Regions from separate parts of the Homo sapiens genome. Here regions 1, 2 and 3 are each linked to region 4. The links are chromatin loops, found by intact Hi-C in ENCODE. Cell type or tissue: PC-9. All regions are shown on one strand.

Region 1 (5,000 bases), 56 kb before region 4:
ATCAAAGTTCAAACATCATCCTCAGCAAATCCTGAAGATCAAATTCTACATATCGGCTTACTAATTGGACAAGTGCAACTTCTGCCCACCAAACCAGCACCTTGGAGGAATTTGAGCGTGGCACTTAGGCAACATAAGCAGAAAGCTCAGTAGCAGAGCATTTGGTTCTGTGGCTACTTCCCTGGGATAAAGGGGAACCAGTGCTTGCACGGCAGATAGAGCCAGGCTCTTTTCTAATACAATCCCAACATTTCTCTCACAAGGGAGAAATATGTGTTAGGGTCAAATAACCCAGAGACAGGATTGATTTTTCTGATTGTAATGGAGGCCTCAATGATCACACTATTTATTGGGCTATACCTGATCCCTAGGTACGACCTGTCTTCCTGTATTTCTGTACTCACCAATCTGAGTCTGAACTTAAATCAGACCAAATCAAGGAGGAATCATTCATATTTGAGGCAGACTTTTTATTTCTATAAATCTTAAAGGTTATCTTCTTGAGGCTGGGTCCCCAGCTGTCATATAAAAAGATAAAAGATAATGTACCAAAATAATCTGATCTTTGACAAGTGAGATTATCAAAGATTATCAGTCTCAGAACAAGTGCTTGGGTTTATTTTTTATGTGGCCATGTGTGATCTAAAGTTAAAAATAATACAAGTGGATTCAAATTCATGGCTAATTGTACATCAAAATGAACTCACTACAGAGTCATTTAAAGCATAAAAATATAGAACTGTTAAGAATTCAACTTATTGGCCGGGCGCAGTGGCTCACGCCTGTAATCCCAGCACTTTGGGAGGCCGAGGCGGGTGGATCACGACGTCAGGAGATTGAGACTATCTTGGCTAACATGGTGAAACACCGTTTCTAATAAAAAATACAAAAAATTAGCCAGGCGTGGTGGTGGGTTCCTGTAGTCCCAGCTACTCGGGAGGCTGAGGCAAGAGAATGGCATGAACCTGGGAGGTGGAGCTTGCAGTGAGCTGAGATTGTGCCACTGCACTCTAGCCTGGGTGACAGAGCGAGATTCGGTCTCAAAAAAAAAAAAAAAAGAATTCAACTTATTAACCTAAGAAATAAGAAGAGCGGAAAAGGGGAAAAACAAATAATTATTGAAGTACCTACAACAATCCAATGAAATAGTTATTCTCATTTTCAGTTGAAGAAATTGAGTTTGAGAGAAATTAAGTAATATATTTCCTAGACCCCAAACTTCTTAAAGGCAAGAGCAATAATCTTATTTATTTGTCTATCAGCCAGCTCCACATCTTCACACAGCAATTGCTCCATAAATGTTTCATGATAGAGTAAACTGGCAGAACTACGGCTTGGACATGGATCGATGTGACTCCAAATCCCAGGTTCTTGCTGGTCATGCTGCTTCTACAGCTACAGCAGCGAGAAAACACTGTTGAAATTCAGCTACAGAGGCCAGGTGTGGTGGCTCACGCCTATAATCCCAGCAGTTTGGGAGGCCAAGGCGGGCAGAGCACTTGAGGTCAGGAGCTTGAGACCAGCCTGGCCAATATGGCGAAACCCCGTCTCTACTAAATATACAAAAATTAGCTGGGCGTGTTGGTGGGCGCCTGTAATCCCAGCTACTCAGGAGGCTGAGGCACGAGAATCACTTGAACCTGGGAGCTGGAGGTTGCAGTGAGCAGAGACTGAGCCACTGCACTCCAGCCTGGGCGACAGAGTGAGACTTGGTCTCAAAAAAAAAAAAAAAAAAAAAAAACCAGAAAGAAGTTCAGCTACACTACAAATAAATCAAAAAACAGCTTTCTGATTTTCTCAATTAGACTTCATAAACATTTATTGAGCATCACTGTGTGCTTAGTGTCGTGCCACACATCATGGGAGGCACACAAAATGTGGAAGGCATGGTGTTTACGTTGGAAGACTTTCCATGCTAGCTGATGAAAAAATTCCTGATGATTTATAGATGAGTCAGAGAAGCACTTAAAGGAAATGTACAAGCACATGTAAGGCGGCCAAACTACACAAAGGAATGTTGAGCTAAATAAAAGAAAGAAACAAACTCTTGTGGGGCTAAGTATGGAACAAGTGGAGTCTTGAACCTGGACCTCTTGGGAAGGGTGGGAAGGACAGAGGGCACTGCAGCTGGAAAAGTGTTTGAGTGATGGTGGGTGAGTGGGAGGGGGAAGCTCTGGTCTGCTGAGGTCAGATTCTTACTTCAGGGCAACAATTTTGAATCAGAAAGGGAGAACCGAAGGTTTGTTGCCGGGGGCCTTGAAGCAGCTTGAGGCAGTTGGGATCAACCTGACAAGTTCTCGTATATTGTCAAAGGAGCTTGCAGGCATAGTTGCAGAAGATGGCTGTGGGAGTATCACGCCAAATAGAAATCCAGAAAACGGTAGAGCCAAGAAAACACAAAGTTTGGGATGACAGCATAGGGAAAATTGATCCATGACAAATTTCTTCAGAGAACTTTGGTGACTGCCACTCATATAGGTTGGTCTTTCATATATATATATATTTATATATATATGTGTGTGTATGTGTTTATGTGTTTTTTTTTGTTTTTGTTTTTGTTTTTTTTTTTTAGTACACGGTCTCACTCTGTCACCCAGGCTGGAGTGCAGTGGCGCAATTCAGCTGCTATGGCTCACTGCAGCCTGAACCTTTTGGATTCAGGTGATCCTCATACCTCAGCTTCCTGAGTAGCTGGGACTACAGGCATTTGCCACCATCCCTGGCTAACTTTTGTATTTTTTGTAGAGGTAGGGTTTTGCCACATTGTCCAGGCTGGTCACAAACTCCTGGGCTCAAGCAATCCACCCACCTCTGCCTCCCAAAGTGCTAGGGTAACAGATGTGAGCTGCCAACCCCAGCATCTTTTAGATATTTTATATTGACTTACAAATGTTTTGGTAACATGAAGACAGTATCATACCTTGTTAGGTCAGAAACATAAGGGAAAACAGCTTTCCAAGCAATTCAGTCCATTTCCTCTGCCTTTTGCAGTTCTTGGGAGTATTACATGCATAGCTAGTTCATATTCTCATAATTATAGAATGTTAGAAATAGAAGAGATCTCAGAAACCATCAGTCCAATCCCCATATTTAGAAAATAAGACAACCTTAACCCAGAAAGGTTTTGTGCCCCTCCAAGATCACACAGCTAGTTAGCAGCCACTACATTTTATTCCCCGGGCCAGGGTAACAATTGCTCAGTATTGTTCCATAATCTGAGTTCAGTTTAGTAAATAACATTGGCCCTTAAACAGACATATGGAGCACTGCACCATAACTCTGTTGTCACAAACTTTCTTCCTCTCCTAATGTTTGATCTCCATTTTCCCTTTTTATTAAAATTTAGAGGTTGAGGATTACATCTTATTCATTCCTGCACATCAGCACTTAGCATCATGTCTGGCACATAGCAGGTATGCAATACATTTTCGTTGAGTTGACCTGAATTTGAATCACTGATTTTCATGCCCGCGCTCTCAGGGGCTTTGGTGACTTACTTCATTTTTTAAAATAAAAGAATTATCAGATCATTGAACTGGAAGGGACCATAGAGATTAACTCTTGCTCTACAAGTGAAGATGACAAAGCCCAAGGAAGGTAAAAAGATGTATCCCAAAGACAGCACTCATGCTGGGTTCCAGACCCTATTTTCCAGATTACATGATTTGCTCTTTGGTAGAAAGTATTATATTTTTTCAATATTTGCATGTTGGACAGATTCTAGAATATCAGCTTTTTAAGGGGAACAAAAATCTACAGAGTATCTTGTGCTCTTCTATGAAACTTACTGCCAGTAAGTAGGATAATAAACGTCTTAGATGGCCAAATGATTCTGTGACAAATGATTTCAGGGAAGAATTTCCCACTGAGCATGGGCTTGAGCTCACTTTGAAAACATTCCATTAGTAGGAAAAACTGACTCTCAGAGAGGCAGTGAAATCAAAGCTGGAAAAAGCCAAGACAACTGGGGCCCCAGAGTTAGATGTGGGTCCAATACTGTACAGATCAATTGCTCTAGTCTATGCTTCAGCCAACAATAATAGCCCTACCCTGACCCCCTGCTTACTTCCTGCTAACTTGTGACCTAGGAGAACCAAGTGTGAGCATGAGACCAGCGTAGGCCAACCTATCACTGGAACTGGGAAACAACACTCCCCCATGTCTGGCTGCATGTGGCCAGAGCATCCTCTCCTAACACAAAGGGCTGGCCATTAATCCTTCCCGAGTGGAAGGTCAAACAGAGGCTGCCCTGCAACGCTCTGCTGGTTTCATTCAAGCTCTTCATGGCTGTGGCCCTAAAACTCTCTTCGCACTGACAATGTCTGGTGGAGGAGTCATGGGCTGAAGTGGTTCTAGAAGCCACTTGGTCAATGACAGGGCACTCACAGGAAGTTTGGCTCTTAACTTGGAGGCTATATTAGTCTGCTAGGGCTGTCATAACAAAATAGCACAGATCGTGTGGTTTTAAACTACAGACATTTATTTTCTCACAGTTCTGGTGGCTGGAAGTCCAAGATCAAGGGGTCGGCAGGTTTGATTTCTCCTGAGGCCTCTCTCCTTGGCTTGCAGATGGCCACCTTTTTGCTGTGTCCTCCCATGGCCTTTTCTCTGGGTGTGCGCATCCCTGGTGTCTCTTCCTCTTCTCATGAGCACACTAGTCATATTGGCTCAGGGCTCCACCTTTATGATTTCCTTTCACCTCAATTATCTCCTTCAAGGCCCTATCTCCAAATACCATCACATTGAGAGTTAGGGTTTACCTATGAATTTGGGGGTACAGAATCCAGTCCATAACAGAGGGAAGCCAGCCTCTCCACTTTGCAATCACTGGTGTGTCTCTTCTTACTACTACTTAATTTTCATTGGTCTTTTCTCAAAGAGACATTTGTGATTGATTTAGAAAGCAATGGAAAGAAATCATCTGCTAGTTGAGTTCTTAAGTAAAGCTGTTAAAACTGCAATTAAAAGGGAGAAAACATAAAAAAGAAATCACCTTTCCA
Region 2 (5,000 bases), 200 kb after region 4:
TTAAAAAAGGACCAAACTCCTTTGTTTTTCTCTTAGATGGATGATGCCCTGCCCTGCTCTCCAGCAGCCCCCACAAAGTTAGGAGGTTTTGTTTCTTAAATTAGGCCAGAACTAGTCATTCTGATGAACTCCAACTCCAATCAAGGACATTGGCCAATCTGTCAGAACCTAAAATAAAAATAAATCCACTAGCAGTGTCTTCCACTTTGAATGTTTATCCTGCTGGGTGCCCCTCTTTCTTTCTGCAATGGAAGAACCCGCTTCCATTTTGCAAGTCTGTGTGTGCCCCCTCGTTTGGAGCCATTTGCAATCTCTTGCACTCCCGTTTCAAGGTGGAGCCCCAGCCAAGATGAGTTTCTCTGAAGAGCTGCTACCCTAATTCCTCCCGTTCACTTCGAAGCTTGTCAGGGGGACCCAAGCAATAAGAAGGTCAATAGGAAAACAAATCCCACCTTATTAAGTCTTGTTTGATCTTAAAACCACATCATCCGAGATTTCAGCGACATTATGCTGGCTCCGCACAAGAGGAACAGAGTTTTCTTATGAAAATAAATTAGACAAGCACACAGAAGAAAAAGAAAATGATGTGCAACGGTTAAAATGTTTGAGAGCCTTACATGTGGCCAGCGAGCTCAGCAAAGGACACTGGTTTCTTTTTCTCTCTTCTTTAGTCTTTTATTCCCTACTCTCTGTTCTCCTTGCAGCAAAACAAATATTTTTCCTACCACAAATATTTTTAAGGTGCTACTTTTCAATTAACGATGTTTTATTTCTTTTGTGTGATGGGGTTTTTCTTTTTCGCACTGAAATGATAAAGACACTGAAGATGGCAAAGGGAAGCCCTAGGAACAGCCTTGCTACAATCCATCAGCTGCGATAATATCAAGATGAATATATTGTCAGGAATCTGTATGTAGCATTTCATTTATCCTACCCACTCTGCTAAGAGCGGCTCCCCCGGGGATTACATTATTATTCAAGCTTCCTGGACTCACTCCAAATGCATATTGCAACTACAATTCAAAGGGAAACTTATAAAAGGTGATAGGAAATAGACCTTCTACAGAACATTTTTTAAAAATTAACCTTTTCAGAGTTTAATTCCATCCTATATACCTATAAATAGACCAGCTTTCAGGAACTAAAAACTAATCCTATAGTAATAACACAAAGCTCAATTTCTCATTCCATACGATCATTAATATTACTTTAAAAATCACGAGAAATCTCTTCAACTTCTTAAGCATTGTAATTCATTTCTGTACACCAATTCAAGAAACCTCATTAGTTTAGGTGGCCTTTTTGCAATACCATCCAAGGCACGCAAATATTTGGAATTTTTACCTTAGGTCAGAGTTTAAGAAAAAAATGATTTCTCATTTCCAGAAAGGATTTATGAATGTAGAAAAATGCTTTTGTGACAGTGACATGTTTGTGTTACCTAATTCACAAATAAAATAAGCTATATAGAATATATGAAGTAAAAATCAAAAGGAAAAAAGAGAAAGGATTTTATATAAATGGTGGATAATTTTTAAGTAAAAAAAAATCTTGTTACATCCTTAACATTTTTAAATCTTGTTACATCCTTAACATTTTTTTCTATAACCCAGTTTCAATACTCCAATCAAATGTAAGATGGAAGAGCTTTGATTTGAGAGAAAAAAAATCCTTTGAACATTGATCGACATGTGATTTGTGCAATTATTTAACCTGGATTTAACTCCCTCTACTCTATGCTCAAATCACTTGATTGACTGAGATGCTGTTTCCATTGAGCTGGGTTTACAATTATCTTTAAACAAGCGAAACTTCAAAGGCTGCTCAATGGGTATTTTCCGTTCTTCATGAGAACTCGTAAATGTATAACCTGCATATAAACAAGTCACTCTACCTAATTAAATGGAATCTCTTCCTCTCTATTAAAAATTTAGAAGTGCTGCCTGGGTATAAACATGTCATCTCAGAAGGTGGGAGGAGAGACCCTCTTAACGTCCGTGAACAACCAGCTGAATCTCCTTTAAGCAAAGCCACGTTAATAATAGCACAGACACATAAATTATTCTAATTATTTTATTATCAGTAAAGATTGGTTAAACGGAAAGGGTGTTCATTGTTGGCAATTATGCCCTCAAGTTTTATCTGACTACTAGGGAAATGCAGTCCAGGGCTTTAATTTACTTCAGAGACCGTCACATAGCTTCTTGCCCACTTTCTTTTTCAAACATCTGTATCCTAGAAGAGGTAACAGGTAATGGAGCATTTTCGCTGATGGCTGCGTCTAGACTGGAAAATGTTTTTTTGTTTGTGTTTGTTTGTTTGTTTTTGTTTTCTTTAATCACATTTCTAGACTTAGAACTCTTAGGAAAATGATCCATAAAAGGTCTAGTTTGGAAATTGAAATGTTCTTAAAGCGTTTTGAGTTTGTGTTGTTTCGTTTGATTGTTAAAGGAAGAAAAGGTTCTTAAAGTCCTTGTCCCTTTTTTGAAAACTGATGGAGAAATTATAAAGCACCTCCAGCTAATGAAAATAGTTTACCTTGAGCTCAGGATTCACTGCTATAGCTCCCAATCTTCTTTTTTTAAAAAAAAGAAAAACTCTTTTCATAAAGTTTGAAACAATATTTGTGGCATTAAGCTTTATATCATAAGACCAGGCAGAAATTGCAGCATGTAAATGTTTGAAAAGGAGACGTAGACTTTTGAGCTGTGAGGTGCTTTGTTGGAGCGTCCTCTTGTGGTCAAATGTCATCAATACAACTTTAGAGTCACTTTTTTTTAAAGGGCGGTTTTGACAAACCCACAGTAGCGCAATGTTGACACAAGTTGCAATTCAGGATTGAAAGTTTGGTATCTTGTTAGATTTTGTATCCTCTCCTATTCTCCAGAAACACCTTAAAATGCATTCACTCAAGCAAACAGGAATTCATGAGAGCTCTTAAATATACAAGAACTCTTAAAATACACAAAAATTATGCACAAATGCAAGGCAATGCTCCTTACTGATCTGGGAACAGAGAAAGTCTACCTCATGAGGTGGCATCTCTCCCCAGGTGTCCTTCAACTGGCCATGGGAGGGACAGTTTTTTCCCATCAGCACCACTGTCAGAGGCCAATAGCATGAGATGTAGTGGCTGCAGGCTGGGTGGATCATGTCACCCATCACTGCCCCTGTGACGTTGAGTGCACCCATCTGCAAGGAGAAGGTATATCCCCAGTGGAGCAAGGCTCCCAGAGGCCTCAGTTCTTAGATGGAAGTGAGTATGGCTTTTCTCTGATACCTGTTCCAATAGGGAATTCAAAGTGAGGGGGAAATATTAAAGGGAGTTATTATATTCAAGTATTTCCATAATTTGTTAACTGTAAAATATATATCATTTTTATGGCTTCAAAATAATCTACTTAGAAGCCTCACTAAAGATAAGGATCTTTGTGAAAATTCCTGCCTTTGACCAGAAATCTGGGTTAAAACAGATTGAGAAATGAGAGCTTCTCTTTGATACCTCACATTTTTAGGTCTTGAAGGGACTCTGGGCATTATAGATTTCAAACTTCTCATTTTACAGATTAGAAAGAAAACAAAGAGGCTGGGCACAGTGGCTTATGCCTGTAATCCCAGCACTTTGGGAGGTCAAGGTGAGCAGATCACTTGAGGCCAGGAGTTCAAGACCAGCCCGGCCAACATGGTGAAATCCCGACTCTACTAAAAATACAAAAATTAGCTGGGTTTGGTGGCAGGGGCCTGCAATCCCAGCTACTCAGGAGGCTGAGGCAGGAGAGTTGCTTAGACCCAGGAGGTGGAGGTTGCAGTGAGCCAAGATCACACCACTGCACTCCAGCCTGGCTGACAGAGTGAGAGAAAGAAGGAAAGAATGAAAGGAAGGAAGGAAGGAAGGAAGGAAGGAAGGAAGGCAGGCAGGCGGGAGGGAGGGGGAGGGAAGAGGGGGGAGGGAGGGATAGGGGATGTGGGGAGAGAGAGAGAAGAAAAGAAAAGAGAAAGAAAGAAAAGAAGGCACAATGAGGGATAGGGACCTGCCCAGGGTCTCCTGGTAGAAAGCAGCAAACTTGGGATGGGAAGGGAGTGTCTCAGCTGTAGTTAACATGGCCCACCCTCCTTGGCTCCATCTTGCCAAAGAGCTTTCTGGCATCCAATTCCTAACACTAGCCTGAAGTTCCCAATTTGCCTCAATTGCCCCTACACTTCACCTAAAACTTCTGTCCTGCCACTGATTGGTCCATCCTGGCTCTTTCCTCATAATGATAAATAAATGATCACCGTATTCTTTAAGATAAGACTAGCCGCATTTGAAAATCACATAATATAAAGCATCCTCTCTGAAAATTTCTGGAATTCTCATTCCTTGTTTATGTACCTGGATTTAACTCCCTCTACTCTATGCTCAAATCACTTGATTGACTGAGATGCTGTCACTCTTGTCACTCAAGAGTCTTATACAAAATAGGGTATGGAAAGAAACTAATAATGTGCATTTTTATTATAAATGCCAATTTTAGCACATCTCAATGACTGATTTTATAGATCATTAGGAAGTAGCTTTTAGTCATTTATGAAAATAAAAGCCCATAGAATTATTCATCGTAGGTAAAAGAAAAAACTGAAGAAAGGTCTTTGATCAGCTGCCCTAAGGTTTTCAGCTAATATATGACATAGAAATGTGTAAGGGTTCTGGGAGATTGATGGACCGCCAAGATCTGAGATGGCTATGGTTGCCGCAGACATCCCCACAAGATGGCGCTCTTCTTTATTTTCCATTCATCTTAATTTTAAAAAGTGATTTTTACAGTTTCAGAATAAAACAGAATCATGAAATATGTAGATGGTTTCATATATTATCCTGTTTAATGTTGCAACATACATCGCAGTTATAAAAATCAGCGTCCCCCTCCCCCACCCTGTCAGGAGGCGATCCCTGCCTGGATCCCCAAGGGTAGGGTGAGGGGTGTTGATGGTGCTCTTAGGAAATGCCAGGACTTGGCAGA
Region 3 (5,000 bases), 53 kb after region 4:
CTGGGGGACTAGCGGCTGGCAGGGGCCATGAGGGAGCTTCTAGGGTGCTGGCCATGTTTAGTTTCTTGACCTAGTTCTGATTACATTTCCTTGTTGATTACATGTGCTCATTACGTGTATCCATGATGGGTGTGCTTTTTCTATATGAATGCCATAATCCAATGAAGATTTTTTTTAAAAAGAGAGACCAGAAGACAAAGGAATAATGCCTTCAAAGTGCTGAGGAGAAAATAAGTCAGCAAAATTATCACTCAGGTAGATTGACAAGGTAAAGATATTACAATCAGATAAAGATTGTGAGACATTACTGTTCACCACCTTTGCTGAAAGAACCGCTAAAGGATGTATTGTAGGAGGAAGACAATTGAACCCAGAATGAAGGAATAGCATTGCAAGGAGCAATAGTGAGGCAAGAAATTGTGAGGCAAATCTAAAAAAAATACTCACTGAAAAATAGTAAAGATGACAAAGTTTTAACCAAGGAAGAATCAAAATCCTAGGGGAAAAATATCCAAGATGGTGAGAGAGACCTTTGGGTACAAAGTTTCTTGTATTATTTGAGAGAAGGGAAGAAGTATTGAATTTCAACTCTAAGTATATGTGTTAAAAATTGAATGGCCACTAAAAAGTAAGAAGTAGATATATAACTTTCAAAGCAGTATGAGGGGGGTGGGGCATAAAGAAAATTCAGTCTATCTAAGGGAAGCCAGTGAAGGAGGAAAAAAAAAAAAAAGCCAAGAAAAGTTGTTGAATAAAAAGTCCAAAGAAATTATGGCTTAAATCATGAATGGACCAAGCTAGTCAATTAAGAATAGATATTCTTAACTTTTTCTTTTAGAGGCAGGGTCTTGCTCTGTCACCTGGGCTGCAGTGCAAGTGGTACAATCATAGCTTGCTGCAGCCTTCAACTCTTGGGCTCAAGTGATCCTCCCACCTCAGCTTCACAAGTAGTTGGGACCACAGGCACAAGCGCCAGTGGCTGGTTAATTTTTTAAATGTTCTTTTTTTTTTTTTTTCGTAGAAATGAGATCTTACTATATTGCCCAGGCTAGCCATGCTAGCTTTCCTCCATCTGTCTCCCCCTCCTCAGGCTTTCCTATTTCCTGGCTTCAACCAATCCCCCTGCCTTGGACTCCAGAAGTGCTAGGATTACAGGTGTGAGCCACCACACTTGGCCTCTTAAATTTATAATAATTTAGTTATATGCTGTTTATAAGAGACAAGTATGAAATACAATGACACAAATAAGTTGAAAAGAAATGATTGGAAAAACATGTATGAGTCAAATCTAATCCAAAGAAAGTTTTTAAAGACTAAGATTAGAAAAAAAAAAAAAAAATAAGGGGAAAAATTCTTATTAGAAGAAGAGTCATTAGTATATGAGGAAAAAAAAGGACCAATTCACCAAGAAGATATAACAATCATGAGATTGAAAGAACCAAAGAACATTGCCTCAATCTATATGAAGCAAAAAATTTAGCTGAATTACAAGGAGAAATTGATCAATTCTCCACAGTGCTGGGAGATTTTAACATTGGTGCTTTAAATCTGATGAGTCTACATTTCATCTCCACAATCAAACTGTAAGGTTCTTGAGGTCAGAGTGCGTGTCTTATGCCATGTTCCCCCAATATATGAGATGCATTTCCCCTCCCTCCCAAAGTATCTGAACATATAAATGTCCCCGCTCATATAAATGGTTAAAAGACAGTGCGCTATAGGCAAGTGCAAAGCACAGAAAGTATGTACTAATAATTTATTACTGATAGTAGACACTTTTTGTAACAAGTAAGACTATTACAAGTAGAATAATTAATGAAGACATAAAATAATGGAGTCAAGAGAGAGAAAAGAAAATTGTCCCTATACTTCTTTTGAAGCATTTATGAGACACCAGGTTCATTTCTTAAATTATTCAAACTACTGTATAAACTAATTGGAAGATCATGTATATTCATTTTAAATGGGAAAAAAATGGACCTAGAAAGAATTTTAAAAGTGCAAACAGAATTTGCATTTGGTGGATATAAGACAGTAGCAATGATACTACCCCCTAGTGGCAGAGCATAGCAACCCCAACAGGATAATGAAGGTATGTGTTGTATATCCCATGGGTCATTTTCCTAACAAAAGTATTAAGCTGTAAGAAGTATTCTGTAGATCATAAAGTTGATTGTAGTAAATGTTCAATCAATGTCTGCTGTTGTTATTGTCATCACTACAGTGTCATCAGCATTTTTGTTATGCTCAGCCTATAGCTAAGTGCCTTTGTGACAGGTATCAATATCCAGGACATCAGCTGTGGCCAGGGCTACAAGGTCACACCACATAGAAAGGGCAATTTATATTAAGGGAACAGCCTTCAGCCACTTTTTTTTTTTTTTTTTTAGAGCGGAGCAGTGTAACCATCAGACACCAGGAGGCTTCCTGGCCTTCTCAGTACATCACGCAATGGCAGCTTTTTGAAGATCAGTAACATGAAGTCTGTCCTAAAGAACATTGAAGGTATCCCTCCTGGAAAACAATGCTATTTTCTTATGGTCCACAAGGAAAAGAAAGAAGGAATGTAAGTATTCCAGTTACAACTCACTAGGATCCATCCATGTGTAAATACATCCCACAAGGTGGATTAAAAGTATATAAATTTGTGTTAAAAAGAAGGTAAAATGGTTATTATATAAGATGCTGATATTAGGGGAAAATTAGTGAAGGATACGTAGGAACTCTCTGTACTCTCTCTGCAACTTTTCTGTAAGTCTAAAATTATTCCAAAATTAGAAGTTTCTATTTTTAAAAATTGATGGTCAAAAAGAAAAGAAGAAGGTAAAATTCTTATTGTATTTGTCAAGAGATTCACTGACAGCAAATGCCATAACCTATAGGTAGCAGACAGCAATTTTATTTTAGTTGGAAAAATGTGGGTCCAGAATGGAATTTCTTGAGAATGTCCAGAATTTCTTGAGATGTCCATTAGGCATTCTTCTAAACCAGTGCCCCAGTGCAGGCTTTGAGCAATCTACTTCTACAACAGAAAGGCAGTTGTAGAACCCCTGCATAGCTTGTCCTACAAAGAAAATAATACTCTTTATAATTTGGGCCATTTCCCGTAAGGTTTGGGTCATTTTTGTCATGTGCCTTTTAGACCAGTCAGGTGGAACACTTAACTATGTTAAATCATTTTTTCAAGAGTTATGACTAAACGATTGGCAAAGGAGCTGGAGTTGGAGGTAAACACTGAAGAAATGTGGTCAAAGGCAATTTGAAGTTGACCTGGTGGTCTAAAGTGCAATGACCAAACTATTCAGCTCTCAATGATTGATGTGTGGACTTCACACAAAAGCAAATGTGGAAATTGTGATTCCAATCTCAACACAAATCCAGTCAGTTGCTAGTCTAACCTGTTGGGTTATTTTTAAGTTTTAAAACATTGTTGATAATTAAAACCACAATGGGCTGCCAGGTCAAACCCATGAGAATGGCCAAGATAAGAGAACTGTACAATACTAAGTGTTGGCAAGGGCATGAAATATTTGGAACGCTCACACACTGCTGGTGGGAGTATAAAACGGAGTAACATGCTGAAGAACCATTTGGCAGCTTCTTATGCATCTACCGCATGACCCAGTAATCCCACTTCTAGGTACTTACATAAAACAAATGAAAACACAGGTCCACAAAAGCACTTGTACACGAAGGGCAGACTTTTTAATTTTTTTTGAAGTACTATTTAAAAATTGTTTATTATAGTTCATGTTTTTGGTGTCTTATCTAAGGAATTTTGTTCATCGCCAGGGTTATGAAGACTTCCTTTTCTTCTAGAACTTTTGTAGTTTTAGCATTTATATCTAGTCTATAATCCATTCTGAGTTAATAAAAACAGACTGATACCCAAAAGTTCATGGGAGCTTTATTCATAATGGCCTCAAACTGGAGACAATCAAATGTGCATCAGCAAGAGAATGGATAAATACAAAGTGGTATATCCAGACAGCAACAAGGAATAATACACATTGATACAATAGTTGATACACACAATGACATGAATCTCAAAAATATTATGTTCAGCAAAAAAATGTAGACACAGGAGAGTATTCTGTATGTTTCCATTTGTCTGAAGTTCAACAACAAGCAAATCTAATCCGTGGTGATAGCAGTCAGAAGAGCGGTTGCTGGGGCTGGCGAAGAAGGTGGTAATAACAGGAATGAAGCACCAGGAGACTTTCTAGGGAGATGGCAATGTTCCAAAATTTGTGGGGTTTGTTTGTTTAAGACAGAGTCTCGCTCTATCGCCCAGGCTGGAGTGCAGTGGTGCGATCCTGGCTTACTGCAACCTCTGCCTCCCGGGTTCAAGCGATTCTCCTGTCTCAGCCTCCCGAGTAGCAGGGACTACAGGCACCCATCGCCACGCACAGCTCATTTTTGTATTTTCAGTAGAGACAGGGTTTCAGCATGTTGGCCAGGCTGGTCTCAAACTCCTGACCTCAGGTGATCCACCTGCATCGGCCTCCCAAAGTGCTGGGATTACAAGCGCGAGCCACCATGCCCAGCCCCGAAACTTGTTTTGAGTGGTTCCACAGACATTTTGACAGTTACACAGAAATTCACTGGTCAAAAAATTTCCACCTATCTACACTCAGGAACTGCACATTTCGTTGTACGTAAATTATACCTCAATTAAAAAAAAAACTGCTGACTTCAGCGCTGATATTTGCTCTGCTAAATTTAATCCACTAGAAAAAACCTTCCAAGGCACAGGGCCACTTTCCCAGTAAAAGTATTTTCAGCTTTTGGGGCCTTGTCCTTGTGCAGTATTGTTGCAGAGAGAAGCTACAAAGCAGAAAGGTAAAAATCAAGGTGGTACAGAGTTACATCTCTGAGAGAGCAGCTAACTTTTCTGGTTCCTGTATTCACAAAATGACTAACAGCAGGTTCTCGAATCTCTGCCACTTGCCCTCTCTAGGAATAGTTGAGTGACAATGAACAGAATTCATTTTTTATTA
Region 4 (5,000 bases):
CCAGATTTTAAAAAACCTTAAGAGACATAACAACCAGATGTAATGGGTGGTTCCTAGTTGGATCCTGGTTTGAATAAGCCCAGCTGAGAAACTGAACAGGAACTGGCTATAAGATAACATTAACACATCTCTGAGAATGCTGTCAGGTGAGACGTGGGTATTGTGGTTACACAGGAAGCAGTCAGTTATTGTTTTCTGGAAACGTATACTAAAATTTTTAGAGGGAAAAGTCATGATATTGGCAATTTTCTTTAAAACATTGCAACATAAAGAACTTGGTGAACCATTTCCAGTAACATGTTAGTAACTATCAAATCTAGGAAATGGAGACACGAGCACTGATTAGGTTTCTCTTTGTTCTATGTGAAATGTTCATAATGAGATGGGTGGGTAGGCAGGTAGATGGATAGATAGACACCCAGCTACCCAGCCAGAAAAATTCTGGAATTCTTTCATGTCTCAATGAAATTATCAATTTTGCCTTAGTAGGATGGGAATGATATTAAAAATTTTTTCTCAAACAGCTATTTTCTAAGAATGTTAACTTTAACATTGACTTAATTCTTATTAAGAGAAACAACTTTATTCTTCAACATCTTCAAGTCACATGCATTTACACAGCACGTGTTGTATTGAATAAAGAGCTTAGAAACGACCAAAGTGCCCCAAAACATTTGGAATGTGTTTCTCAAACAGTGTGCAGGAAATGCTATTCCTCACAATGTTTCATTAAGATAAACTAGGGGGAGAGGGTGCCAAGGCCGATTGAGTTTAGTAAATCCCCTGCTAGAGCAGTCTGTAGCTCTGTGCTGATGAAAAATCTCAGAAGACAGAAATGGGGAAGTGTGGATGCTGGGGAGGGAGATGAAGAGAGGTTGGTTGGTAATCCCAGAACTACGGGAGGCCGAGCTGTGTGGATCATTTGAGGTCAGGAGTTTGAGACCAGCCTGACCAACATAGTGAAACCCTGTCTCTCCTAAAAAATACAAAAATTAGCCAGGCGTGGTGGCGTGTGCCTGTAGTCCCAACTACTCAGGGAGCTGAGGTAGGAGAATCGCTTGAACACGGGAGGTGGAGGATGCAGTGAACTGAGATCACGGCACTGCCCGCCAGCCTGGGTGACAGAGTGAGACTCTGTCTCAAAAAAAAAAGAGAGACAGAGAGAGGTTGGTTATAGGTACAAAATAGTTAGAAGAAATAAGCTTTAATGTTTGATAGCAGACTAGGGTGACTACACTTAGCAAGAATATTAGGTACATTTCAAAGTAACTAGATGAGAGAACTTGAAATGATACCAACACAAAAATAATGATAAACACTGAGGGTGATGGATAACCCAGATATCCTGGCTTGATCATTACACATTCTATGCATGTAACAAACACATGTACCCCACACACATGTAAAATATTATGTATCAATAAAAGAGAAAACAACACATTCTAAACAATCTAGGAGAAGCTGACAGCCCTCAGTTACAGCATTTTGCACCGCATTTGAGTAGTAATTCTAAGAAGGTGCCACAGAGAGGGCTAGCAGCATGGCTTCTGGTTAACGCTGCACTGACCCAGAAGAATCCAGCTATTGGACTACTTGAGAGATGGAGAGAGACAGCTCTTCTTGCCTTCCTGCCTAGTTTACCCTGTGCACACCTCCAAATTTGCTCACAGAAGGGGAAGCATCTGCTGTGTGGTTGCAGCCATCGCACCCAACCTGCTTAGTGCAGGGTACTCCCTAAATTGTAAGATGTGATCACACATTTGAACATGAGAAAGCATTAAGGGGTTATTGGTTTACAGTTGCATGTGCTTAAGGAACTAAGTTGTACATGAAAAACACAAAAACGAAAGCAGGGAGTAGATTGTAGAATGAGCCCTGTGTGTGAAATTGGCAGACCTGTCAGTCCCAGGTTTGCCTCCAGCTGGCTACCCATTATTAACACAGGACCTAGCCTTCTAGGGCTGTGTGACCTCATCTATTGAATGTCTGTCTGTCTGTCTGTCTGTCTATCTATCTATCTATCTATCTATCTATCTATCCACCTACCTACCTATCAATCTATCTATCTATCTGTCTATCTATCTATCTATCTATCTATCTATCTATCCATCTGTCCGTCTGTCGGTCCATCCATCCATCCATCCGTCCATCCATCCGTCCGTCTATCCATCCATCCATCCATCCATCCATCCATCCATCCAGCCATCCTCTCATTCCATGAATAGTTTTTTTTGAGTGCCCAGTATGTGCCAAGTACTACACTAGGCAGTAGGCAGGCATGTCTGCCTCCAGAAGATGACAGATTTCCTAAAGCAGTGTACATTACTTCTGGATTATCTTTGTCAGGCTCCACTTCCCCTTTACCTTTTTTTTTTTTTTTTTTTGCACAAGTAATTGTGAGTAACTATAGGCACTTTTGAGAAGGGTGGCTTTCAGCTAAACCTAAAAGAAACTTCTGGGTAAATATAAATGATCAGCATAAAAACAACATAGTCGTTCTCTTGGGATTTTAAAACTGACATGGTGACAAATTGTTGATGGAGGATGGACAGCTTCCAGGGCAGAGAAAGTGAACTGGTGGCCCTGGCCAGGCCAGCCCAGCCCACAGCTGTGCTCAGTTAGGCTTGCCTGGTGTACCCACACAGCTGTTTTTCTCCTAACAGAGATTTGTTTCTCTAGACCACCGACTTTATCAAAAGTGGGAAAATCAGAATAGGATTAAGAACAAGAGATCTTTTCCAAAAAATTGTATTGACCATGCAGTGGGCTCTACCCTTTTTTGTTTTCTGTGTTTGTGTGTGTGTGTGTGTGTGTGTGTGTGTGTGTGTGTGTGTGCGCGCGCGCGCGCGCACGTTTGTTTTTGTATACCCCATCTGACCACAACAGCTGTTGGGTTTGTGGCACTTCACTCCAGACTAAAAGATAAGTTTGTCTGTACCTGGCCTCTCAAAAACGTCATTTGGAAAGTTGTTTCCTAATATGAGGGGTTGGGGGAAGGGAGCAGCGGAAGACGAGGAGAGGGTGCCCCCTTTCTGTAACTTCCCAGCTACAGCAGAGACAGACAAATCTCACACTGTAAGCCGAGACAGGCTGGGGATTATCTGGCTCACTCCTGATTTAATACATGAAGAAATGAAGCCTCAGAGAAGCCCAGAGCTTGCCCTAAGCCAGACAGCTGAACCGAAACAGGACCAACCCGCTCTCCTGACTCTGCCCTATGGTTTTTTCCCTCTCCTTTAAGATGCCTCAACCTCGAGTGAAAGTGAAACTGCAACTTCTATTAAATCATGCTTTTTAATCATCTCTGAGCACCACGACTTTTTACACGGTTTCCCCTCCTAGGTAATTATCTAAGTGAAATCTTTCATTCTGTCCTGGCATGAGGAGCCCAGAAAAATGAGCCCCCAAGAGTTGGCTCACTGGCAGCATGCCCTGCAAAGCTTCTCTGGTTTGCTAAGAAGCACTTCAGAGCCCCAAACTCATCTTTCTCATGTCACAAAAGAGTGACTGCTCCTGCAGGAATGTCACAAGTACAAAACAAAGGAACTCGGGATCATCAGTAGAGTTCAGTGTTAAGAACATGAACTTGGAACCAAACTGGAGTTGGGAAAAACTTTTCTTTGGCCCGGTTTCCTCTTCTTAACACCAAATAAACGATAGTACCTATTTCATACTGTTGTTGTTAAGTGAGATAATAAATAAGAAAATGCCCAAGGTAAGTGCCAAAAAGATGTCAGTTACTATAGTTATAAATAGGTAAACAAATGTATTATTCACTTGGACTGCTCTTAGTTCTTTTTGTTTTGGAAAGACCAGAGAATCATAATTCCCTTTCACAAGTTGTTTAGATATTGAAGTCCTAACAGAAATTTTGGATAAAGATTATTAAGAAAGCAGAAAATTTCCCAACACAAATCTTTTTTCTTTTCTTTTTTAAAATCTTACAGACAGCTTCAAGTAAAGTTCAATCCTAGTTAGTCACCTCTGAGGGGCTGTTACTCTGCTCTCCCTGTAGCATGTCATACTGGATGTGCTTATCAATGTTGCATTCTTTTTCTGCTTTCATCAGCCAACGTGGGGCACTGTGTGAAAAATGTAGCAATCACCTCTGTCCCCAACAGGTATACTAATTGTATCATTTCCATAACAAACTCATCCTTCACCCGCGTGAGTCCTTGGAATTTGTGGATAGTCCCTTCCATAGCCAGCTCTCCTCTCTGAGGGGTCTTTGTCTGGAAGGTTAAAGCCTAATGGTCCCAGAATATTGAGGGGGTGCCCAGGATAGGGGAGGACCGGATGACTTTGGAAGCATTTCGTGGTAGAACCAGGAAGTACAACCACCTAATTTAAGCATGTTTACAGCACAGTAGCATTGCAAACCACCTTAGAAATATGAACAGGAGAAACACCTGCAGCTCACAGAGGTAAGCCCTACGCTTAATTCCAGCATATGACTACCTCTGTCACTAAGAGTTGGGATTCGTCTTCATTAAACTACAAATGTATCTTTTTTGGTAAAATGATTTTTTTCTTGCCTTCCTCCAAAATACTGCACTTCTACCACCTACAGTTGAAGTCATTTTTCTGCCTGAGGGCATTGCTAGTTTTCTGGTTCTAAAAACCAAAGAGAAAGGAAGGGAAGCCTGAATGTCACTTTTCTGCACAAATTTGCAAAACTGCCGCCCAACCCCAGCCATCCCCAAGCCTCCACATGAGCAGCTACTTGCATGGCATTGCAACAAGGACCTATTGTGAAGCCCTGAGGTGAACAAACTGCTGAAAAGGGTTGTGAATTGCGGATTATTAGCATAAGTAACTTCTCAAATGAGTTTTCAGGAGGAGTCTTGGTTTCTTAGAAGGCTTAAGGCTTACTCTAAAAAGTAAATCATCACTGAAAGTTAAAAGAAGCAACAATCGTAAAAGACTAATTACCAACAATGTGAGGTCAATAAGATCACAAGTTAATTTTTAATTAATTAATCTATTTTTTGAGATGGAGT

Evidence for each region. A loop is a pair of places that touch in the nucleus more often than their neighbours do. Peaks named below come from ENCODE experiments on the same cell type or tissue, not always from the same donor. Only the 100,000 strongest peaks of a DNase experiment are listed, where the experiment ranks them.
Region 1: it touches region 4 in a loop (8-fold over the local background); 3 of 110 quality-filtered maps call a loop at or near these places.
Region 2: it touches region 4 in a loop (7-fold over the local background); 10 of 110 quality-filtered maps call a loop at or near these places.
Region 3: a loop joins it to region 4, with 4 times the contacts of the local background. A loop is called at or near these places in 7 of 110 quality-filtered maps.

Annotation. Positions count from the first base shown.
Region 1 is chr15:60,069,094-60,074,093 of GRCh38, forward strand. No RefSeq gene overlaps it. Among named protein-coding and RNA genes, the nearest start is that of FOXB1, 67 kb to the left of the region's middle. In PC-9, no CTCF peak of the experiment used is centred here; a DNase peak (open chromatin) is centred at 1,968; H3K27ac peaks cover 555 bases.
Region 2 is chr15:60,324,283-60,329,282 of GRCh38, forward strand. No RefSeq gene overlaps it. Among named protein-coding and RNA genes, the nearest start is that of ANXA2, 71 kb to the right of the region's middle. In PC-9, CTCF peaks have their summits at 2,717 (motif pointing left), 2,917 and 4,811; no DNase peak of the experiment used is centred here.
Region 3 is chr15:60,177,930-60,182,929 of GRCh38, forward strand. It overlaps LOC105370839 (a long non-coding RNA gene), which reads left to right. Exons shown (of 5, transcript XR_932310.3): 2 at 2,391-2,566. Among named protein-coding and RNA genes, the nearest start is that of FOXB1, 180 kb to the left of the region's middle. In PC-9, a CTCF peak has its summit at 2,051 (motif pointing left); no DNase peak of the experiment used is centred here.
Region 4 is chr15:60,124,714-60,129,713 of GRCh38, forward strand. No RefSeq gene overlaps it. Among named protein-coding and RNA genes, the nearest start is that of FOXB1, 120 kb to the left of the region's middle. RefSeq lists enhancers at 3,166-3,355, 3,919-4,420. In PC-9, a CTCF peak has its summit at 3,025; DNase peaks (open chromatin) are centred at 3,088 and 3,478; H3K4me3 peaks cover 1,483 bases; H3K27ac peaks cover 2,250 bases.